Regions from separate parts of the Homo sapiens genome. Here regions 2 and 3 are each linked to region 1. A link is a contact called in ENCODE Hi-C or POLR2A ChIA-PET data. All regions are on one chromosome and are shown on one strand. Each heading gives the region's core, a stretch centred on a gene start or an enhancer-like site at or near the end of the contact. The rest is flanking DNA. Distances are from core to core; before and after follow the strand shown. Region 1 holds the start of HCG25 (HLA complex group 25). Region 2 holds the start of TAP1 (transporter 1, ATP binding cassette subfamily B member). Region 3 has its middle 15 kb from the start of BRD2.

Region 1 (3,972 bases), core at 1,040-3,539:
TAAGGGAAGTGGAAAAGAAAAATGAAAGGATGCAGATTACATGGTGGGGGAATAGAGTATGAAAGACTGGATTGAGAGAATACCAGAAAAGAGGGTTTGATGATAAGGATGGCTATACCTTGGGGAGAACTTAGTGGAGTTGAAGATCAGCCAGATCCCTCTCTGACACTGTTTCCTCCTGCTATTAGCCCGGGTAACTCAGCTGATCCGTGGCTTTGGTAGTTCCTGGAAATCATCAGTGGAATCTCTGAGTCAGGATGTAATGCGGAGTTTCACCAACTTCAGAAATGGCACCAGTATCATTCAGGTGACCTGCAAGTCCCAGGCCCCACTCAGATCCCCCATCATTAATTATTTTCCCCATCTTTTTGCTGGGCTCAGCATCATCTAAGTGACCCTTGGTCTTCAGTTACTAGCTGTGCCCAAAGTTCTGTATGAGCCCTAACCTGATTCTTTTTTTTTTGTTTGTTTTGTTTTTTTTTTGAGACAGAGTCTAGCTCTGTTGTCCAGGCTGGAGTGCAGTGGCACAGTCTCGGCTCACTGCAACCTCTGCCTCCCAGGTTCAAGTGATTTTCCTGCCTCAGCCTCCCAAGTAGCTGGGATTACAGGTGCCTGCCACCACAACCAGCTAATTTTCGTATTTGTAGTAGAGATGGGGTTTCACTGTGTTGGCCAGGCTGGTCTCGAATTCCTGACCTCGTGATCTGCCCGCCATGGCCTCCCACAGTGCTGGGATTACAAGTGTGAGCCACTGCGCCTGGCCGCCTAACCTGATTCTTAATCATCACTATTAGCACCATTTTACGGTTTGATCCCTCAATGACTTTCTTTGACCAGGGAGCGCTGACCCAGCTGATCCAGCTCTATCATCGCTTCCACCGGGTGCTGTCCCAGCCGCAGCTCCGAGCCCTCCCTGCCCGGGCTGAGCTCATCAACATTCACCACCTTATGGTGGAGCTCAAGAAGCATAAGCCCAACTTCTGATGTGCCAGAAACCGCCCTGAGATCTGCCGGTCATCTCCATGGACTTCTGCACCCCATTCCATACCCTTCTTCACCTGGGGTACCCCTTCCAGTTTTCCCCTTGCTTCCCAGGCCCTTGACATGGCTTACCTGCCTTCACTCCCAGCACCTTGCCCAACAGGATAAGCTGGATCCCCTTGGCCTTCTGAATATCCCAGTGTCTTCAGGTTTCCCAAGACCACTTCCCTGTGGGCTTCCAAAATGGCCTTTATCATTTCTCCAGTCTGTCACCCTCCTTTCCTGCTCCCATACACCCAAGGCTTGTTTCTTCCCCTGTAAAAACCACTGCCTCAATCTCTGGTTCACTCAACTAGTCACCATGTCCTGAGGCATGAAGCCTCCTCAGCTCTTGGAATTGCTGGCAAGGGGTGACTGCCTCTGAGTCATTGTGTTTTTCAAAGTGATTTCTTTTCTGTAGCTTTTTGACCTAAGATCTCAGCAATTTGAACACTAACCTCTCCCCTCCTGGCTCAAGAATTACTCCGAAGTCAGTCTGCAGAAAATAAATATTTAGTATGACATGACACTTATCCCATTTCCTTTCTCCTTCCTCCTGAAGGTTTTTCAGGTGGCCCCATCTCTAGAATGACCTTTCCTTTCTGACTACTTCCTGGGCTTACATCCCTTCTGGTGGGTGTAACCTCTAACCTCTAGCTACTCCCAGGCCATTGGAGGAAGGTGGCCCCTGGCTAAAATAGCAGATGCTGCAAGGGATGAGAACCAGGCCGCGCAGCCCCAGACACTGTCCCAAGGGCTCCCTTGGGACAAGCCCAAGCTGACTCTGGAATCCCTCCTCCGTAGCAGCTCCATAGCTCCTCTGGTTGTGGCTGTGACAGCCCCTTGCTCGGGGGCTGCAGCACCCAACCCACACCCACACCGTTGGGGCAGGGCTAGACCAGGCGAAATTCGTACCATCCGTTTGTTTGACTTGGAGCCTTCCTGCTGTCCTCGCCTATACGCCTCGTTTGAACTTAGGCTCTAGACTGGAGAGACACGGGGACCCCTTTAAGGCCTAAGAAGAGAGGCGCAGTTAAGGAAAAATGTTACGTTTCCTGTGTCCTCCACCCCTACGGCCTAAACATTCCCTCCCCAGGTCCCTGGAGAGTGGTGGAAAGCGGTTCCTCCCCGCTTAGGCCCTTCGGATGCAGGTCTAGCCCGTCGGCAACGGGAGGTGTCCTGAGTGGGTCTGTGACTGCCGAGCACACCCGCCGCGGAGCGGAGGCTGCTGCTTCCTGAGGCTGAGAGTGGATCCGGCTCCGGGCTCTCCTAATTGGCGGACGCTGGGGGGCGGCGTGGTAAGGCAGAACGGAGCGGCATCTCAGCTCTCGCCTTTTCAGGGTTCCGCCCCATATCCGAGAGCCGCTCTCTAATTGGCTTGGGAAACCGTATCTCAGCGCTTTGGCCTAGCGACTTTGAACGTGTTTGCGCCTGAGACCGAAGTGCAGAAGAGGGCGAGCGCAGGAGGAGAGGCTTGGTGAATCAGCGATTCCTGATTGGCCAGGCGTGCCTTGAGGGCGGGGCCAGAACTGCGTCCTTAACTGACCTCGCCCTTGCCCAGATCACCGCCTCCGCGTTGCTCCGGGTTTACCCCGCCTGACTCGCTGCGCTATGCGTTCCCTCACGCCTGCCGGATGCCAGGCGGCGATGTGCCAGGCTCTGAGGGGCCGCGAGCTCACCCCAGACGCCGGCCCCGGGAATCCTCTGCTCCTCCACTTTCCCTTCCCGCTACTGGTTTCTTGCCCACCCACTCCCAGGTGTCACTCTTGGGACATCCAGATGTTCTGACATTTGACCTGACTCCAGCCTCAGCGCGAGGACGGGAGAAGGGCCAAGGGTATGAGATTTTGGACAGGAGAGGCATTGGCTACTCTGACAAAGAGCGTGGATTCCCAAAGAAAGGGTCCCCAGATACCCCGCAGGGGAGACTGTCGAGACAGGCGACTTTAGCCAACTAATGCTCGCACGCGAGGAGGGCTGTGCAGGCAGGCACCACGGTTCTTCACAGCCTTCCTTCTTTCCTTCCCCTGTCCGTCGCAGAACCCAAATCCTCAGAGCTGATCGAGAAGCGCGTGTTGTTGCAGAAGTCACTGAGGGGCAGACCTGGAATGTGAGCCGTGGGGCGAAGGGACAGCTCTGGAGACTCGTGATTCCGGAACCCGGTGGGCATTCAAGTGATACTGGAGCACGCAGTTTTCGGGGACATTAAGCTCGCCCCAGGGGTCCACAGGAACCCTCTGACCCAACGGTCTCTCTGGACAGGATGATCCAGAACAGACGGTGAAGAGACAAAACAGCGTGAAAGGGAGCGGCGATACCTAAACTGACCTCCGGAGGGCAGCATGATCAAGGGAAGGAGCTGTTCTCGCTCCGCTCAAACCCCCGCGCAGCCTCTGCAGCTTACTCCTGCTTCGGAAGGCGGCGAGGTTCCACCCCCACCACCCCGGTCCCCGCCGCCCTCTTCGCGCTGAAGCTGCGGAGGGTCTTTTTCTTCAGCCCCCAAATCCTCTGCTCTGTGGCTTAAGATTCCCAGGCTTAAACCCATAACTGCTAGGGTCATCACTCCTCAAACTTCTCCCTCACTTGTTTTGCTGATGACGGACACAGGGGCCTCACAGACTCAGAAGCATCTGGAGTCATTTCGAAGGACAGAACTGTGGCAATATCCTCTTTCCCCCTCCTAATCTCTGAGAACAGTGTCTGTATATGGCACGGGGGTCCCTAGTGTCATATAGAAGGACTCGGAGATGTCCTCATGGGCTGTAACGGCCCCCGGTGCTATTCAGGGATCTCTGTTCTTTAAAGAAATATCATTTCCCCTTATTTCTCTACCTTTGTGCCCTCACCTCGCCCTGAATTGTTTCTTAAACTGGGCTTTCTGGGAAACGTTTACTTCGTGTTCAACAGCAAAGTCTCGGCATAAGGCGAGGGCGGCAGGGGGTGGGGGGCGGG
Region 2 (3,972 bases), core at 790-3,289, 400 kb after region 1:
TAATTGACTATGATCTTGGGAAACAAGGTCAGTCTATTTTTTTTTTTTTGGTCCACAATCCTCCACTCTCACCCCCCATTTCATCAGAAGTGAGCTCTTCCAATTTACTGAACATTGGAAAAAATCGAGGAGGGCAGTGGTTAGCATGGCCAGGGGCAAGGCAGGAGAGAAGCAGCAAGGAACACATACAGATGGTTGAAAATAAAAGTTTCAGTTATGGAATTTCCGATCAAGAGGTAAATACATATCTCAGCAGCCAGGGAGGTAAATTTGTACCAAGAGATAATTTGACTGAGAAGTTTAAGCTGACTTTTCCAGGTCAAGAAAAGAATCAAGAAGAAGTGAGGGAAGATAAAGCTACATTTATTCTACTATTGAGTTGGAAGGAGCCTTAAAGATCCTCGGTTCAAATGAGGAAACCAAGTCACAGAAAATGCAAACGACTTATGCAAAGTCACACAGAGTTAATAGTAGACCTGGGACTAAAATTCAGGTCTAACTCTTATCCCTTGTTTCCACTTCTACTTCCTACTTGCCACTGCTCATTTGGCAGTGAGGGGAGATTTCCCAAATTATAAGTGGTTTCACTGTGTCTTTCTTACCAGGCCGTAAGTTACTCTGGCCCCAAAGGACGCTCCTCTGAGTATGCTTTCCGACGGACCGACTTATCATGAATAGAGGGTCAAAGAACAGGGTTAACTTCAAGTTAGAGGCTATTCCTCTCTAACAAAGCCGCCCCCAAGCCACGAGTGGTGGCAGTAGTCCAGAGCAGAAGCCAGCCAGCCAGTCTTGGGGCTGCCATCTGCCCCAGGCGCCCATCCTAAGCAAAGTCCCCCCAGTGGGCACATGGGAGTGGGCAGGGAAGACACAGGGAAGGGAGTAAGGCAGCATCTGGGCCAAGGAGAGGCCTTCCTGGGTCAAGCTAGGGAAGGGCATCACTAGTTAACACAGAACGCCCATTATCAGTGCTTGGGCTAAGAGTTGCCCAGTGGCAAGTTTATCAAAAGTCTGTGTGATGAGTTGGTCCTTCTCAATAAGTGCCTATATTTCCTTCTCCCAAGTGCTGTTCTACTTCACCCAGGGCACCATTTCCTCATCTCTTTGCACCATCCCCAACCCCCTTTCTTGATTTAACCAGCCCCCACTGTCCGGGACCAGAGTGAAAGCGAAAGCGCTTTAGAGTAGCTTCCCGTTGACGCTTCCAGCTAAGAGTCAAAGCACCCGCTTTTTCCACCAGCCTCGCGTGCCTGTTCCCTTCACGGACACTCTAGACGACCCCCCTCAGAAAAGAAATACTCTATGCTCATTGCGGGTTGCAAGCGCTGGCTGCTACAGGCGACCTCCCTGCGCTCCCGTTGGTCTCTGCATTCACTTCTCCGCGCGCGCTTCCAGGGTCCCCTGGCCGCTGCATCTCCTCCACCCCTCTGCCAACCCTCAAGCCCAGACCCATTACCCCGGTGTGGACTTCTCCCGCCCGGGGTAAGTCCCCGGTTGGTGCTCCCGCCCGCAGCATCCCTGCAAGGCACCGCTCTCCTCGCCGCCTGGGGCACTGGTTTCCAACCTGGGACAGCGCACAACGCGCAGCCGACAGCCCCGCCCCTTCGCGGCGCCGCCAGGAGGCGCCTGGGTGCTGCGGGGCTGCTTTGCGCGCGGCGCTAACGTGTGTAGGGCAGATCTGCCCCGAGACAAGTGACGAGGCAGCCCCGCCCTGAGGCTGGGGTGGGAAAACTGGTGCAAGTGGAAAGGCAGGAGGCAGGGAGAGGCGAGAAGGGTGTGCGTGATGGAGAAAATTGGGCACCAGGGCTGCTCCCGAGATTCTCAGATCTGATTTCCACGCTTGCTACCAAAATAGTCTGGGCAGGCCACTTTTGGAAGTAGGCGTTATCTAGTGAGCAGGCGGCCGCTTTCGATTTCGCTTTCCCCTAAATGGCTGAGCTTCTCGCCAGCGCAGGATCAGCCTGTTCCTGGGACTTTCCGAGAGCCCCGCCCTCGTTCCCTCCCCCAGCCGCCAGTAGGGGAGGACTCGGCGGTACCCGGAGCTTCAGGCCCCACCGGGGCGCGGAGAGTCCCAGGCCCGGCCGGGACCGGGACGGCGTCCGAGTGCCAATGGCTAGCTCTAGGTGTCCCGCTCCCCGCGGGTGCCGCTGCCTCCCCGGAGCTTCTCTCGCATGGCTGGGGACAGTACTGCTACTTCTCGCCGACTGGGTGCTGCTCCGGACCGCGCTGCCCCGCATATTCTCCCTGCTGGTGCCCACCGCGCTGCCACTGCTCCGGGTCTGGGCGGTGGGCCTGAGCCGCTGGGCCGTGCTCTGGCTGGGGGCCTGCGGGGTCCTCAGGGCAACGGTTGGCTCCAAGAGCGAAAACGCAGGTGCCCAGGGCTGGCTGGCTGCTTTGAAGCCATTAGCTGCGGCACTGGGCTTGGCCCTGCCGGGACTTGCCTTGTTCCGAGAGCTGATCTCATGGGGAGCCCCCGGGTCCGCGGATAGCACCAGGCTACTGCACTGGGGAAGTCACCCTACCGCCTTCGTTGTCAGTTATGCAGCGGCACTGCCCGCAGCAGCCCTGTGGCACAAACTCGGGAGCCTCTGGGTGCCCGGCGGTCAGGGCGGCTCTGGAAACCCTGTGCGTCGGCTTCTAGGCTGCCTGGGCTCGGAGACGCGCCGCCTCTCGCTGTTCCTGGTCCTGGTGGTCCTCTCCTCTCTTGGTAAGGGGAACGCAGGGCAAGAGGGGAGGACACAAGGGGACTGGGACAGGAATCAAAGGTAATTGTCAGTAAGGTAGAGTAGCGTGGGTTCTGGGAAATGTGGAGCAGGAGAAGGACTCCTAGCGTGGGTCTTGGAACACCACTTCGGTGTAGAAGAAACGGCACTGGACTGGCGGGGGCCAGAGGTTCTGGGCTCCATTGCTGACCGGGTCTTGATTCTTTGGGCCACGCCGGAAGCGGGGAAATCCTTTGCTCTGGGGCCGAAGGGCGGGGCATCCTCATCTCTAACAGGAGGCTTTTCTACTTCATGATCTCCAGCCTTCCTAATAAAATCCTGAAAGTTCTGGTAGAGCAACCACAGGGTAGTGAGTTCCAGGGCAGCCTATTTAGGTTCGGGATTGAGACGTCAGTGTTTCCTTTCTGCTGATGCCCTCCAGGATAATGGTGAGGGGGAGGAGGCGTGGTGGGGCCAGTCTGACTGGAACTGACCTACTTAGACTTAATATTTGTGCGTGACCTCTCTTCTCTTTCTCCAGGGGAGATGGCCATTCCATTCTTTACGGGCCGCCTCACTGACTGGATTCTACAAGATGGCTCAGCCGATACCTTCACTCGAAACTTAACTCTCATGTCCATTCTCACCATAGCCAGGTCTGGGGGCTGAAAATGGGGCACCCTGCAAATGAGGGAGTTGGAAGTTGGGGCTGCTGTCCGAAATGCACTTATATGGGGATACCTGGGACCTTCAGTCTGTTCCCTGAACACACCCTGATCCCCTTTTTTTCCGGGTTCTTTATAGTGCAGTGCTGGAGTTCGTGGGTGACGGGATCTATAACAACACCATGGGCCACGTGCACAGCCACTTGCAGGGAGAGGTGTTTGGGGCTGTCCTGCGCCAGGAGACGGAGTTTTTCCAACAGAACCAGACAGGTTTCTCCTGAAACTCTTTCATTATACGCCATGTACTGTTCATATCCTCATACATCTGCTTTGATCTCCCCCCTCCCCGCTCTCTCTCTCTCACACACACATACACACATTGTTCCTTCTCATTCTTGATATACCCTCTCCCTGTCTCTCTCTCTCTGTCTCTGTCTCTCTCTCTCTCTCTCTCACACACACACACACACAATTGTTTTTCTCATTCTTGATATACCTCAGGAGCAAAATATTGTCCTCCTTACCTTAAGAAAAACCTAGAGTTTTCATCTAGCATTTTCTTATAAATCTATTCCTATGTATCCTTAGATAGAAACCATAGAATTTCA
Region 3 (3,972 bases), core at 553-3,052, 270 kb after region 1:
CAGTCCTTGGTGCCAAAAAAGCTGGGGACTGCTGACTTAGAGAACTCACTGCGAGGGACATGTTTGGGGAAAAAGGTAGAATCTTTTCTAAAAATGTGTGCACAAGCTTATGGGACCTTGCCATTAGGCATTGCATTAGGCACTTGGAACTTTGACTCAAGGTTTGATATGGGGGCAGTTTCCCCCATGCTGTTCTCGTGATAGTGAGTTCTCACGAGATCTTATGGTTTTATAAGGGGCTTCCCCACTTCACTTTGGCACTCATTCTCCTGCCACCCTGTGAAGAGGTGTCTTCCGCCATGATTGTAAGTTTCCTGAGGCCTCCCCAGCCATGCAGAACTGTGAGTCAATTAAACCTCTTTCCTTTATAAATCACCTAGTCTCAGGTATTTCCTCATAGCCATGTGAGAATGGACTAATACAAGGTCTAAACAGAGACACAGATTTTATGGGTGGGAGGTGCCTCCAGAGGAATGGGTAAACTTGCTTAAAAATACTGTGCAAATAAAAAGAGGACAAAGAAAGGTGTCATAACGGACAATATATTATGGGAGGCAGAGGCAGAGACTTTAAAGAAGCAGACTAAGAAATGGCTGTCTGAAAAGTATGAGAGCTAGGAACAAGTGGTGTCAAGTCAAAGAAGTCAGGAGATGCAGGGTGCGGTGGCTCATGCCTGTAATCCCAGCTACTCAGGAGGCTGAGGCAAGAGCATTACTTGAGCCCAGAAGGTCGAAGCTACAGTGAGCTATGATCACACCACTGCACTCCAGCCTGGGTGACAGAAATCCTCTTTCTTAAAAATAAATAAATAAATCAATATAAAATAAAATGCTAGGGAAGCCCCATGGGATGCTTCAGAGGTAAAGGGAGATAAGGACTAAAAAGGCCTAATCTCCTTCTTTTGTGACCCTCTGGGTCATAAAAATGAAGGCTCACATTTTAAGAGTTGAAGTTTAGGAAAGTAAGAAGGGAAGAACCACCTAACCTCGGGGGCAGGACACAAAAATGACAATAGATTCAGGAGGCAATCGTGGGTAACACGCCCAACAGGTGGCGCCAAATACCTTCAGTGGCAGTCTACAAGAGCCTCAGAACCCCTGCCCCTTCGGCAAGCCATGCTGGAGGGAGCTCCATTCAAATCTGCCAGTCAGCCAGGTGGCACTCCTTTAGTCAACAAAATATCAAGCTTCCACTATTGGAAAGCTCTGTGCTAGGGACTCTGAGAGCTGTATGTCTGCAAGTGCACGTGTGCTCTGCTGTTCCTTTAACGTGTGGAGACAAGAACCTTTTGAGAATAAGTCCCATCTATTTTAACTCCTACATAGCTCTCAAATCTATCTACATTTCTTCATCTACATTGCTGCCTTTCTCTTCTACACCACTATTCTCACTGGCTGGGATTAACTGCTGCAATTGCTTTCTAAACTATCCACTCTCAACACCCCACCAACCCTAACATGATTGTCCCTAGTGCAATTTCCTTAAAGCATGTCTATCTCCTAGCTCCCTACTGGCCCACAGCACTGGAAGTCTAGTGCAGTAGTTATAAATGTGGACCCTGAAGCCAGATCGCCTGGTTTCAAAACCCACCTCCAGTGCTCACTGACAATGTGGTGATGTTGGGCAAATTGACTAATCTCTCTGTGCCTCATTTCTTTATCTGTTAAATGCAGACAAGATGTACCTCACAGGATTATAGTGAGGACCAAATGAGTTTACAGGGTAAGTTTTTATTTAGCACAGTGCATGGGACACAGTAAGTGCTCAATAAATGTTAGCTATTAGTCTTTGAGATGTAAATTCAAAGCATCTCAAAGCACTCACCTTCATCCTTGCTGCTTCAGCATCACCTAGTTACCTTCTCAGTTGCTGTTTCTTCTGCTGGCAATGTTCACTACTCCCTGCTCCCACCCATCCACCCCTTACAAACAGGAAGGAACTCATCGTTCTGAGATATCTGAATAGCTCTCAGCTTAGACCAGAGAACCCTCTTTTCTAAATTCTTGCTAGACCTCTGCACATTGTCCTGTTAGAATTACTTATTTTTGTTAAAAATCGTGTGACTAGTTGTCTAATGCTGCCCCTTTCCCCGATCCTAGAATATAAATTGAGAGCAAGAAGCTGTCGTCTCATTCAGTGCTGGAGACCAGCTAGTGGGATTTTGTGAGTATCTTTAGGGTGATGACCCAGGAAAAAATGAAATCATGGTGACAACACATTAGTTCCATGCTACCATTCCCACATCTCCTTCCCAGCTCTCCATTACAGCCACTCTCTAATTGCTCAGGAAAATCTTCCTCCAGTCTTGCACTAAGCCCCAGAGTAACACCAGTCACCTCTGGTCCTTGTCCTGGGAGTCCTTCATGCTGGTCACTCATGGAAGCAGGGCCTTCCAATCAAGGTAGTCCCGAGTGAACCTAAGAGCAGGACTTTGGGGAAGGTTACAGGCAGGCTGGAACTGGGGTCCACATATGGGTGCACAATAAGGATGGTCTGTGAAGACCAAGTCATGCCTATATCTTGGATTCAATCAGTATAATTACCACACCATGATGGTTAATAATTGCACCCTATTCGTGCTAAGCAAACTCCATGATAAGACCTTGTCTTATCTTCACCTTATACCCTCTGGCTTGGCAACGTCCAGGTCTACAGGCCTAACAGTTTGCTGAAAAGGCAATCAAGGGAACTCAATAAATGTGTGACTGAGTAAATAAGACCGACTCTCACCTTCCCCCACAACCCAACAAAAGGCTTCCTATGGACGCAATAAAAGGCAGTAAATGGCAGCATGAGGGGAGAGGGAAAAAGCAGCAGCAATAGAACCCATGATTCCAAGAGCTGAGAGGAGCATAGGGGGAAATAATGCCCACAGGACTCCACTAGTCCTTTGAGTTGTGCTGGAGACTGCTATTTTGGAATAAAGTCCTTTGGCAACCAAGATGGAACTCAACCAAACTCCTGAAACAATTACAATCCCTAAGTGAGACAGGCTTGAAATAAGTTCAAACTAAAGTCAATTAAGAGACTAGTCCAATTGGTTTAAGGCAGGTCTGAAGCCCCTGTGTCAGCCAGCCCTTCTCTCTCTTAAAGCATTTAGGGCGGTCTGGGTTCCATTTACAGGGAATTAAGTACTCAGGGGCCTCCAATGTCAGGTTGAAACTTTTATTTTTCCGAACTACAGAAAACAAACCTTAAAAGTACATGAGCAGAAGGGGCTGCAGTCAGACAAAATATTCTATATTTTGTCCCAAAACTAATCCAACTAAATCCTTCAATTCCCTCTGAAATGAGATGTAATCCTTGACATAGACATGCACTTAGCTTAAATCTATTTACTCCGATTTTCAGAACTTTAATTTGTATCTCATCACCTATTGCCCAACGCGTGTCTATTAAGTACTTACGAATCCTCAACATCTGTTATTCTCAAAAGGGAACCAGAGCTCAAAGGGAGCTCAAGAGCTTTCACTGGTGCACACAAGTTAGCAAGAAAGCCCAAACAAGGGTTTGTTTCCCTCTAAGTGCTTGGCAAACAGTAGCAGGTGGTTCACAAACCTAATTTTTTATTACCATCTCCCGAGCTTTTGAAAATTGTTGCTCAAGCCCCAGTTTAGCCGGAATTCCTAAAGAGGGCTGAGCATCACTAGTAAAATTTATTGCTTCCTACATTTAGTTTGTGGTGTTGCCCTACACTTAGTTTGTGGTGTCATTTACAGCAAAATAAACCATTTGCTTTACTACATTCCTGATTCTAATTTCCACGTCTCTATCCAGGTTTCCTACTATGGTACACTATACTAAGCAAATGTCTCACTTTTCCAGTATTAAAGCCCCAAATTCCAGAATGCACACATCCCAACCCCCTAAACTTTTTATACAACCCTTCTCTCCCCTTAGCAAGACAAGGGGGTATGCAGAAAGCACAGTTTTGTGATTTAATCGTTGGAATACTCTTTAGTATTCTACTAA

The links. Hi-C counts contacts between places; a loop is a spot of excess contacts on that map. ChIA-PET counts read pairs that join two places held with the same protein, here RNA polymerase II (POLR2A). Pooled maps may share reads with other maps.
Region 2: a loop to region 1 is called in a pooled map, with 5 times the contacts of the local background. The contact joins the promoter of TAP1 here to the promoter of HCG25 in region 1. A Hi-C loop is called at or near these places in 3 of 168 maps with a recorded cell type or tissue (ascending aorta and naive thymus-derived CD4-positive, alpha-beta T cell), 2 of 37 single-sample maps with no recorded cell type and 13 of 50 pooled maps. POLR2A ChIA-PET finds 5 or more read pairs at or near these places in 6 of 52 experiments (CD4-positive, alpha-beta T cell, CD4-positive, alpha-beta memory T cell, Panc1 and 3 more).
Region 3: a loop to region 1 is called in a pooled map, with 4 times the contacts of the local background. The contact joins the enhancer-like site here to the promoter of HCG25 in region 1. A Hi-C loop is called at or near these places in 6 of 168 maps with a recorded cell type or tissue (IMR-90, ascending aorta, chondrocyte and 3 more), 1 of 37 single-sample maps with no recorded cell type and 20 of 50 pooled maps. POLR2A ChIA-PET finds 5 or more read pairs at or near these places in 40 of 52 experiments (A549, A673, AG04449 and 31 more).

What each region holds. Positions count from the first base shown.
Region 1 is chr6:33,247,853-33,251,824 of GRCh38, reverse strand. HCG25 (HLA complex group 25) reads right to left here and starts at 2,289. Exons shown (of 5, transcript NR_044997.1): 1 at 2,170-2,289; 2 at 1,936-2,035; 3 at 1,114-1,209; 4 at 119-312. It overlaps VPS52 (VPS52 subunit of GARP complex), which reads left to right. Exons shown (of 20, transcript NM_022553.6): 19 at 189-307; 20 at 838-1,547. The coding sequence ends at 984.
Region 2 is chr6:32,851,771-32,855,742 of GRCh38, reverse strand. TAP1 (transporter 1, ATP binding cassette subfamily B member) reads left to right here and starts at 2,039. Exons shown (of 11, transcript NM_000593.6): 1 at 2,039-2,704; 2 at 3,241-3,355; 3 at 3,504-3,634. The coding sequence starts at 2,107. PSMB9 (proteasome 20S subunit beta 9) reads right to left here and starts at 1,551. Exons shown (of 6, transcript NM_002800.5): 1 at 1,454-1,551. The coding sequence starts at 1,513.
Region 3 is chr6:32,982,066-32,986,037 of GRCh38, reverse strand. No RefSeq gene overlaps it. Among named protein-coding and RNA genes, the nearest start is that of BRD2, 15 kb to the right of the region's middle. Within about 2 kb of position 1,802, at least 5 of the 41 ENCODE cell types and tissues checked have a DNase peak (open chromatin) inside an H3K27ac peak, as active enhancers do; they include B cell and dorsolateral prefrontal cortex, where a contact is called at or near this core.